2 separate regions of the Homo sapiens genome follow, and region 1 is linked to region 2. The links are chromatin loops, found by intact Hi-C in ENCODE. Cell type or tissue: lower leg skin. All regions are shown on one strand.

Region 1 (5,000 bases), 310 kb after region 2:
GAACCTGCTGGATGCCTGGAACCTGTCACACACCTCGGAGGAGTTTTTCCACAGGTGGACAAGGGAGAAAGTGCAGGACATCGGTGGGTGACCCCGGCTTTCCCTCATGGCTGGGTGATGGGTGACACCGGCTTTCCCTCATGGCTGGGTGATGGGGGGCGGCCCCCGGCTTTCCCTCATGGCTGGGTGATGGGGGGCGGCCCCCGGCTTTCCCTCATGGCTGGGTGATGGGGGGCGGCCCCCGGCTTTCCCTCATGGCTGGGTGATGGGGGGCGGGGTGTGGACCACAAACCGAGGATGAGGCCCCCTGCCACATGTTTCCGCATCGTCACCTATGGCCTAAGACGTGGGAGGGCAGCTGGGGCTACAGTGTCTTCCCTGCCTGGAGGGGAGGGTGACTGTAGGTGAGTGACACCAGCGCCAAGGCCTGGAGGCAAGGCTGCCAGCACCCAGGAGAAGTGAGGAGAGTAGGGTCTATAGCAGTCACAGGTCACTCTTTGAAACTCCCTGTCCTCTCCAGGACGCTTCTTAGCTGTCTCGCTCCCCCTCCCTCTCTACTACCTCTCTGCTTACTCCATGTCTCTCACCTGAATCCTCCTAACCCCAGTGCCAGGACCTTGAGAGCCCAGCAAGGAAGGTATGAGCTGCTTTTACAGTGCTCACCCCTGGGTGCCAGGCAACCATGTGGGGCTTCGCATAGGCAATCTGGGGACTCCACCTCTCATGACCTGCCCTTCATCCCTCCCTCCCCTGCAGAAGACGAGCCGATCCTGCCTGAAATCCCCAAATGTGATGCTAACATCCTGGAGACCACGGTAGTGATCCCAGGGTCATGGCTGTCCAATTCTTTCCGAGAAATCCTTACCCATCGGTCCTTCGTGTCTGAGTTTCACAACTTCCTGTCTGGGCTGCAGCTGCACACCAACTACCTCCAGAATGGCCAGTTCTCTAGGTGGAAAGGTAACCCTACCTGGCTACTCCTTGAGGCCTGCCTCCATATGGAGGAGGAAGATGTGGATGTCAAGGCTGCCATGGATAAAGAATAAGAAAACTTCTCTGGCTATGTTCACTGGGCCAGGCACCTCTCTCCCCATGGTGTTTTCCACATTTGGTGGTGTCGTCTTGAACACTGTATGTGTCTGGCAGCAGGGAGTGGTGTGGGTACTTAACTCACTGCATCTGTACAGTCATTCTATACAGAATCTGTACAACAGTCCTAGCAGGTAGAAGTTGGCCCCATGTTACAGATGGGGAAACAGGGGGTCTTACTTTCTGCAGTTGTGTTCTGGGGATGCCCTTTAATGTGAGTGGTGCCAGGCACAGTGGCTCATACCTGTAACACCAGCACTTTGGGAGGCCGAGGCTGGAGAATCTCTTGAGTCCAGGAGTTTGAGACCAGCCTGGGCAATATGGTGAGACCCCATCTCTTAAAAAAAAATTGTTTTTAATTAGCTGGGCATGGTGATGAGCACCTGTAGTCCCAGCTACTTGGGGGCTGAGATAGAAGGATCATTTGAGCCCAGGAGGTCAAGGCTGCAATGAGCCATGATCACGCCACTGCACTCCAGCCTGGGCAATAGAGCAAGACCCTGTCTCAAAAAAAAAAAAAATGTGAGTGGTGCCCGCTTGGAACTGGGCAGGGATGGCCCAGCTCAGGAACCCCCAAGTGGTAAGCAGCAGAGCCAGGCCTTAAACTGTGGTCCTGCAGCGTCAGCTCAGTGCCGCCTCCTCTGCTGCTGAGGCCCTAAGGCATTGACTTTCGCCTTCTTAATATTTTAATTGGCCGTGGCCTGCAAATGGCTGCTTCAGCCTGGCCTGTTAAGCCTCATCCTCACCATCTGGGGCCAATGGGACAGCTGACTCAGGGCCCAGGGTTTACACTATTTATGGGGTGGTCTTAAGCCCCTTATACCCCACAAGTATCAATATCCCATAAAAGACTAGCTAAAAGCCCAAGATAACGCTGTTCTTCCTCAGCCACCCAGAGGGCACTGGAACTCAGTGGGCGTCCTGGTCAGGCTGAGGCGAAGGATGCTCCAGACAGGGCGCTCCGTCCCCCCAAGTGCCTCTGTCCATTGGCTGTCAGGGCACCAGGTGTGTTGGTAACGGGAAGGCTTGGCTTTCAGACACAGTGCTAGATGGTTTCCCAAACCAGCTGACCGAGTCCGCGAACCACCTGTGCCTGCTGGACACTGCGTTCTTTGTCAACTCCAGCTACCCGCCCCTCCTCAGGCCAGAGCGAAAAGCCGACCTCATCATCCACCTCAACTACTGTGCTGGGTCCCAGACAAAGGCAAGTGCGCAGCCTCCCTCCTGAGCATGGGCTGCAGCCTCTCCTAAGATGGGCCCCGCAGTCAGTGGCCTCACTCGCTGTGAACTGGGAAGAGGCATGCTCTAGACAGCCCCCAGAGAGCATCAGAGGAAGCCAAGCAGCAGTCATGATGGGAAGTCAGACACCCAGAACTCACGGGCAGCCAGCTGGCTCTCACACCATGGTGCCCATGTTGACTTAGCAAATTCGAATTTTACTCTTGCCTTGGAGCATTTGCCATATTGGGCAATTCTTCAGCTACAAAAAATGAGTTTTTAAAAATAACCTTAGTAGAGCCCATTCCATTCAAGAGCTTGTAATATCCTATTTTCAAAATGATCACACTCTCCCTTCCCCCAGGGTATATGACCCTCCATGAATTACACTCAAGTGCTCTCAGGTGGGAGGGAAGCCTGGCGAGAGAGGAGGGCACTTGTCAGAACCAGAAGTTTTTATTTTTTTAATTTACTTTGGAAAGTTCTATGTGTATACAGTTCTACCCTGAAGCCAGGCGAAGTGAAGTGTACACAGACCAACAGGGCAACAATGAAAACAATCTAAGTTTGTAAATGGGTAACAATGCACTTTCCTACGTGTGATCTTGTTTGGCCCTTACACCAGCTCTTGGAGGGAGACGGCACAACTGCTATCATTTCTCATGTTATGGATGAGGAAACCAAGACACAGAGAGACTTGCTTAAGATCACACAGCTAGTGAGCAGAGGAACGAGGGGCAGAACTGAGGGGGTTCTGACACTCTAAGGCAGTGCTCTTCCTGCGACATCATGCTTTTAGAGATGCCCTTGCAGAGTCTTTTCTAGCCCTGTACTACTGTCAGCTCCAAAGCCCATGCACATCCCACAGGGGCCTGGGCAGCTCTGGCTGTGTATAGCCTGGTTCCAGTCGCCCTTCCAGGCTACCCACCACATCCACCCAAGTCTGTGTTTGGATGCGAACACCAACGAAAGGGCTTTTGTCCATTTTACTTGGGGAAGCAGCTTGCAACTGGAGGTGCATCCACCTACTGCCTCGGGCCTTTTGTCCTGACCTGGCTTTAGTCTCAAAATACCATACACTGGCAAAGCAGTTGGGGAGCTGAGTTGTTAGCTGGGGAAATCAGGAAGCTGGGGCTAAGAACTCTGTGCTTCTCCTCCACTCCCACTCCTCCTAATGCTCAAACACGCCCTCTGTGCTGTTCCAGCCCCTGAAACAAACCTGTGAGTACTGCACTGTGCAGAACATCCCCTTCCCCAAATACGAGCTGCCAGATGAGAATGAAAATCTCAAGGAATGCTACCTGATGGAGAACCCCCAGGAACCCGATGCCCCCATCGTGACTTTCTTCCCACTCATCAATGACACTTTCCGAAAATACAAGGCACCAGGTGAGCTGCCTCTGTGCTCAGTTCCCAGCACCTGCTGCCCTTGGCCCGGGAATGCCTTTAGATCTGTAGAGTCTCTAAGGGCACTAACGGGGAAGCCTGGCTCAGCTCCAGCCTGAGCCAACCTTGGCTTCCACAAAGAAGGGCGCCTCCCATTCCCTCACCCCCATGGGCTGGTAGTGTCATCCCCCATTCTTTCAGTCATTCTACATTTTCTGACATTCAGCCATGTGCCCAGTACTGTGCTTGGTGCTAGGGCAATCCTCCAATGGGCAAGCCTGCACCACGCCCTGAGGAGCTTGCAGGTGTGCAGGTGCGTGTGTGAGGGTGTGCGTGTGTACAGGTTTTCATGCAGGTGTGTGTGTCCGTGAGTGCAGGTTGGTGGGCCTTGGGGAGAGATGTGGAAACAAGTCATTCCAACCTAACATGACAGAGTCTATAACAAGTCATCCTGCTGCCCACAGGTGTAGAGCGAAGCCCTGAGGAGCTGGAGCAGGGCCAGGTGGACATTTATGGTCCCAAAACTCCCTATGCCACCAAGGAGCTGACATACACAGAGGCCACCTTTGACAAGCTGGTGAAACTCTCAGAGTATAACATCCTGAATAATAAGGACACTCTCCTCCAGGCTCTGCGGCTCGCAGTGGAGAAGAAGAAGCGCCTGAAGGGCCAGTGTCCCTCCTAGGCCCCAGGGAGCCTCCCCTGTTCTGTGTCAGCTTCTACCATCAGAGGTGCAGGACCCCTCAGGGCTGACCAGGTTACTACGCAGCCAGCTCTGCTCTCCGGCAATGGGTGTGAGCAGGTTGGCCTGGGCTTTCTAACGAAAAGTAAAAAATTTTAAAAAGTTGAGAAAGTCAGAAAGAGAGAGAGAGGAGCTCTGTTGGGGTTTTATACCCACTAGAGTTTCTTCAAGTGCTTCCCTATAGAGAAGGTGGTCTCATAGCCACAGGCTCCCACACATCTGTGGAGAGGAAAAGCCTGGGGAAGAGGCTGGGCCCCCAGAAACCTCGACTCAGAGGCAGAGCCCAGGGCTGGCAGCCCTCCTCTCTCTGTCCTCTACCTCGTGTGGCGGGCCTAGGGAAATGCACAGAAGGACCTGAGAGGCACTCGGCGTTTCACTGGAAAAACACTTCAAAATTTAAGGCAATTCTAGTCTTGTGATTTTTGGGTTTTTTTAGACGGAGTCTCACTCTGTTGCCCAGGCTGGAGTGCAATGGCGCGATCTCGGCTCACTGCAACCTCTGCCTCCCAGGTTCAAGCAATTCTCTTGCCTCAGCCTCCCAAGTGGCCGGGATTAGAGGCACCCG
Region 2 (5,000 bases):
AACTATCCTTTTATGACTCTATACTATAAATATACTTGTATATATGCACAATGACACATATTCAAGGTTATTAGTAAACTAACTAGTTGTAAAACAAGATTAGAAACAACTTTAAATCCCTCAATAGAGAATTTACTCAGTGAATCATGGTAAAGCCATACAACAGAAATTATGTAGCTGCTTTAAAGAAATTAAGAATTATCACATTGTTAACAGAAAAAAGCAAGGTGTAGAATAATGTGTAAAGGTGGCGCCATTTGTGTCAGGAAAGGAAAAGTCAAAGAATATATATAAAATGTGTATACATAAATTGTTTCTGAAAGGATACACAAAAAACTGGAAACACATTACTTTTTTTTTTTTTTTTTTTGAGACAGAGTCTTGCTCTGCTGCCCAGGCTGGAGTGCAATGGTATGATCTCAGCTCACTGCAACCTCCACCTCCTGGGTTCAAGAGATTCTTCTGCCTCAGCCTCTTGAGTAGCTGGGACTACAGGCATGTGCCACTATACCTGGCTAAATTTTTGTATTTTTACTAGAGACAGGGTTTCACCATGTTGGCCAGGCTGGTCTCGAACTCCTGACCTCAGGTGATCCACCTGCCTCGGCCTCCCAAAGTGCTGGGGTTACAGGCATGAGCCACCACACCCGACCAGAACACATTACTTTCAACGATGGAAAGTGGGCAGCTAGAGGACACAGGGGGAAGGAGATTCTTTACTATTATTACATAGAAATGTGTATTAATATATACTCCTTTGTACCATGTGCCTCTTCTACATAAGTAAGTAAAAGGATCAACTTAGATAGGAAAGAAAACAATGTTTAAAAGAAAACAGAACAAAATCATCGGGGTTTACAAAAGAAAAAAAAGCGTTTTTTGTTTGTTTGTTTTGAGACAGAATCTCGCTCTGTTGCCCAGGCTGGAGTGCAGTGCCACAGTCGCAGCTCACTGCAGTCTTGACCTCCTGGGCTCAAGTGATCCTCCTACCTCAGCCTCCCAAGTAACTGGGACTACAGGCATGTGCTATTAAACTCAGCTAATTTTTTTGTATTTTTTTGTAGGACAGGGTTTCACCATGTTGCCCAGGCTGGCTTCAAATTCCTGGGCTCAACTGATTTGCCACCTCGGCAAAAGTGTTATGATTACAGGTGTGAGCCACTGTGCCTGGCTAGAAAAAAGGCTTTACATATAAAGAACATGAGTAGTGGGTACACAGATATTTGTTCTGCTATTATTAGTATTTTTCAGTTAAACAAGTACTTGACTATTCATAAGGCACTAAGAGAGTAGGTGGAGAGATTATGGGGATTTTAAATTTTCTTCTTTTCAATATTTTCTAATCTGCCTATGATGAACAAGTATTAGTTCTGAGATGAGAAAATGAGATATTTTTAGTATCAAAATTTTAAAACAGAAATGAGTTGAAACTCAGAAAAATGACTATGTTGGAATAATGAATGTTGAATGCTTTCTGCAGATCATATAATACGTTTATTATCATGATAAAAATAGAAAGAACTATAGACTAAAAGATTTAAAAACAGTGTTCGTAAGAATGGAATAAGAATCTCCTCCTTACCACCACCTCCTAATTCATGTGAGCACCCCACATAAACAGCTTTGATCAAGCAGATGGTCCCAGAAAATTCCTGGACAACTATTCAAGTCTAGGGTAATTTGTGTTATTGCAAGGGAGTGAAGTGAAATTACGAAGGTATGCTAGTTCACATTAACATTTGTCAGGTCAACAGAGTGCTTTTATAGAAGGGTGTGCAGGGTAGAGAATGCCATCAGTTACACACAGGACATGTTAAGAGTGTAACATTTACAAAAGTTTGGGAATTATTTTTGTCATAAAGCTTGTATTCACCTTCACAGGTGAAAAGGTAAAATTTCTCAGAACAATACTAGAGCAAATAAGGCAAACCAATTTTCTATGGTGCTATGTTATCTATTTAGGCAACTGATATTCATTAACCAGGTTATGTTAAGGTCTTTATGTGTCAAGTAATGCATAAGAATACCTTTGTTTGTGAAGAATCTGTAGATGCTCAAAGTATAATTGGCCCAGGGAATTTATGCTAATCACAACCTCTTCTTCAGACACCAAGTCTACCTTGAATGGGTTTGCTGTGATATGGCACTTCAGGTCTCCTTTTCCATCTGCCAATATCAGACTGCCTGTGTCCCCAGAGCATGAAATCAGCCTAGAAAACAAAACAGGAAGAGAGAAACAAGCTGCTATAGGTTTACATGGCCCTATGTGATTTGTACTTCCAAGTAATTAATTAGTAAATCAATATTCATGTGACATAGCCATAGATAAGGCAACAGAGAAAAGTTAATGAGAGCATTGGCTTTGATGCCAAAGAGCTTAAATTGAGCATAACTCTATCATATACGTTATAACTTCGGATAACAAAGTTATCCAACTTTTCTAGGTCTTGGTTTCCTTATCTGTAAAGTGAAAATAACAAAAGCAACAACAAAGTTTTTGGAGAGAATTAAATGAGATCACATGTGTAAAGCTCTTGACACAGTGCCAGACACATTAAAAAAAAAAACACACAGTAAATGTTAGCTATCATCGTTGTCATCATCATCACCTTGGTCTGGAAGGTCTAGTAACTTTCTAGATTTTGGTGTGTAAAATCTAACTATTGTTTTTCTTTCTCATTCCAAACACATACTCAGAAACTGAGGAAATAACACAGATTGGGTCCATCTCTCCACAGTGAGATGGAACCAGGTCAAATTTTTATTTACCTATTTATTGCCTGATTCCCACCAGCCTCCAATTTCACAGGTACATTGTTAGGATGTTTTAGATCCACAAGAATTATGTAAGCTCAGACACAGCACTTAAAATCCCTCAAAGCTAGATATTTCCCTTTCTCCAGTGCACAGTGTCCCCAGTAAATGTTCACAGGACTCTTTCAGGAAGGTAAAAAGAGACAGTTTATGTTCTTATGATGTCTTTTCAGTCCTCCATGGATTCTATGCCTTCTCTTCAAGCAAGATGCTTAGGATCTGGAAATTAACTCTGGAGACAGCTGAGAGGCTGTCTCTCACTATCCATTGAACCCAGACAGAGTTCTTTTGATGATTCCATTAAGTAGGACTGTAGTTCATATATGTCAGTCTAATGCACCCCACCATAAATTGCTTACTGCCCCAAGCGTTAAACCATTTTGAGTACTACATGGGTCCTACCACACATAATGGAATTATGTTCACCTTGTCTCTGACAATTAAATGTTTCTACTCTGCCTCTGCTACCTGGAGTCTCATTATCTCCACTGAAATCAGGGAGACCATTTTAACGGCATCATTTCCCACCATTATCTCCAGCCCACAAAAGGAAGATGTTCACTACAATGCTTTCCAAGTGCTCCCTCATCAGTTTCTCAGTGAAGGGGGTATGTTCTGGATTCTCGTGGGGAACAGAATCCAGAGGGGCTAGATGAGCTGGTTGCATGAAACAAATCCACTTCAACATCTTTATCTCTCTAAGTCTGTGGATCATTTCCTCTACACCATGCCAAGGAATTCCTGATATCTCAGCTTCATTCAGAAGAATCCATAGCTGAGTTCAGATTATAATTAACCAACTATGCCATCAATTAGAGCCATTCTCAGTTGCCCAAGCTAGCATATCAAATCTACATTATCTGGTATGTGTACCTGAGTCAATAAATTTAGCCTGATCTACAATTAAGTTCCTTCTTTCTGGTCTAGGAATTCCTCAGAAACCATTTCCATTCATATTTCCCAGGTTTTTTTTGCATTATATAGTCTTATAATTTTTCAGGCATGCAAGCCTTCTCCCCCGGGTTTGACTGTAATTGGCTCTCTGGGCATGTTGGGATCTGACTCTGATGATGGGTCTGGAGGCAGTGAAGGGTGGTAGGGGTCGGGCACAGGAGAATTGGAATCCCCGTGCATGTATATTTTAGGTGAGGTCAATACAGGGTATCCAAGCAAGGCAGGATCAGCTTCACCTGCCTTTATAGGAGGGGTTGCTTCTGCTGAAATGGGAGGGCCAGTGAAATTTTGAGGTTTGACTATTTAGAATTACCCAACTCTTCCCAAATATTGTTATTCAATTTTTAAAAAAAATTGTTTATTTTTTTAGAGACAGGGTCTTGCTCCATCACCCAGGCTGGAGTGCAGTGGTGCGATCATAGTTCACTGCAGCCTTAAACCACTGGGGTCAAGTGATCCTTTCACCACAGCCTCCTGAGTAGCTAGGACAACAGGTGTGTGCTACCATGCCCGGTTAGTTTTTTAATTTTTTATAGAGATGCAGTCTTACTTTGTTGTCCAGTCTGGTCTACAACCCTTAACCTCAAGCAATCCTCCTGCCTTGGCCTCCCAAAGTATTGGGATTACAGGTGTGAACCACTGCACTCAGCCTGCTATTCAATTTTGAGGAGTCCTACGTTTTCCCAGTTAATGCCTGAAATTAACTTATGGACTAATTCAGTGACCTGCAATATCAAACTCTGCATCTGATTTTCAGCTATATGTACCTGCAGCTACAGAAGATATGAGGACTTTTAGGATTGTCACAGAAAATTAACAATCTTCTGACAATACCTTGAGCTAAGAATTTAAAGCCCTGAGACTATTGTTTTCTTTCTTTAAACTCTTCAGTGAAGTTGTAGCAGCCAAGCCACCTCAGAGCTCTGAATTCTGCATGATAATCAGAATGCAGTATGGCCCTACCTCTTGGTCTGCTTTCAATGGGCCACTTTATTTTAGTTGACCACCAGTGGTCATTTAAGTAACATTGCCACAGAATTTTGTGGTCTATTATTAGTTCTATTAGTTTGGCAGGGCTGCCATAAGAAAATATCAGAAACTGGGTAGCTTGAACAACAGAAATTTATTTTCTCATAATTTTTGAGGCTAGAAGTCAAAGATCAAGGTGTCAGAAAGTTGAGTTTCTTGTGAGGCCTATTTCCTGGGCTTGCAGATGGCTGCCTTATCACTAT

What was found. Hi-C counts contacts between places; a loop is a spot of excess contacts. Peaks named below come from ENCODE experiments on the same cell type or tissue, not always from the same donor. Only the 100,000 strongest peaks of a DNase experiment are listed, where the experiment ranks them.
Region 1: a loop joins it to region 2, with 13 times the contacts of the local background. A loop is called at or near these places in 1 of 110 quality-filtered maps.

Annotation. Positions count from the first base shown.
Region 1 is chr15:41,983,132-41,988,131 of GRCh38, reverse strand. It overlaps PLA2G4E (phospholipase A2 group IVE), which reads left to right. Exons shown (of 20, transcript NM_001395548.1): 16 at 1-83; 17 at 757-960; 18 at 2,127-2,293; 19 at 3,513-3,696; 20 at 4,158-5,000. The coding sequence ends at 4,378. The region is part of intron 3 of PLA2G4E-AS1 (PLA2G4E antisense RNA 1); the gene reads right to left. Among named protein-coding and RNA genes, the nearest start is that of PLA2G4E-AS1, 13 kb to the right of the region's middle. In lower leg skin, no CTCF peak of the experiment used is centred here; DNase peaks (open chromatin) are centred at 2,201 and 4,331.
Region 2 is chr15:42,289,945-42,294,944 of GRCh38, reverse strand. It overlaps GANC (glucosidase alpha, neutral C), which reads right to left. Exons shown (of 24, transcript NM_198141.3): 5 at 2,028-2,210. Among named protein-coding and RNA genes, the nearest start is that of TMEM87A, 19 kb to the right of the region's middle. In lower leg skin, no CTCF peak of the experiment used is centred here; no DNase peak of the experiment used is centred here.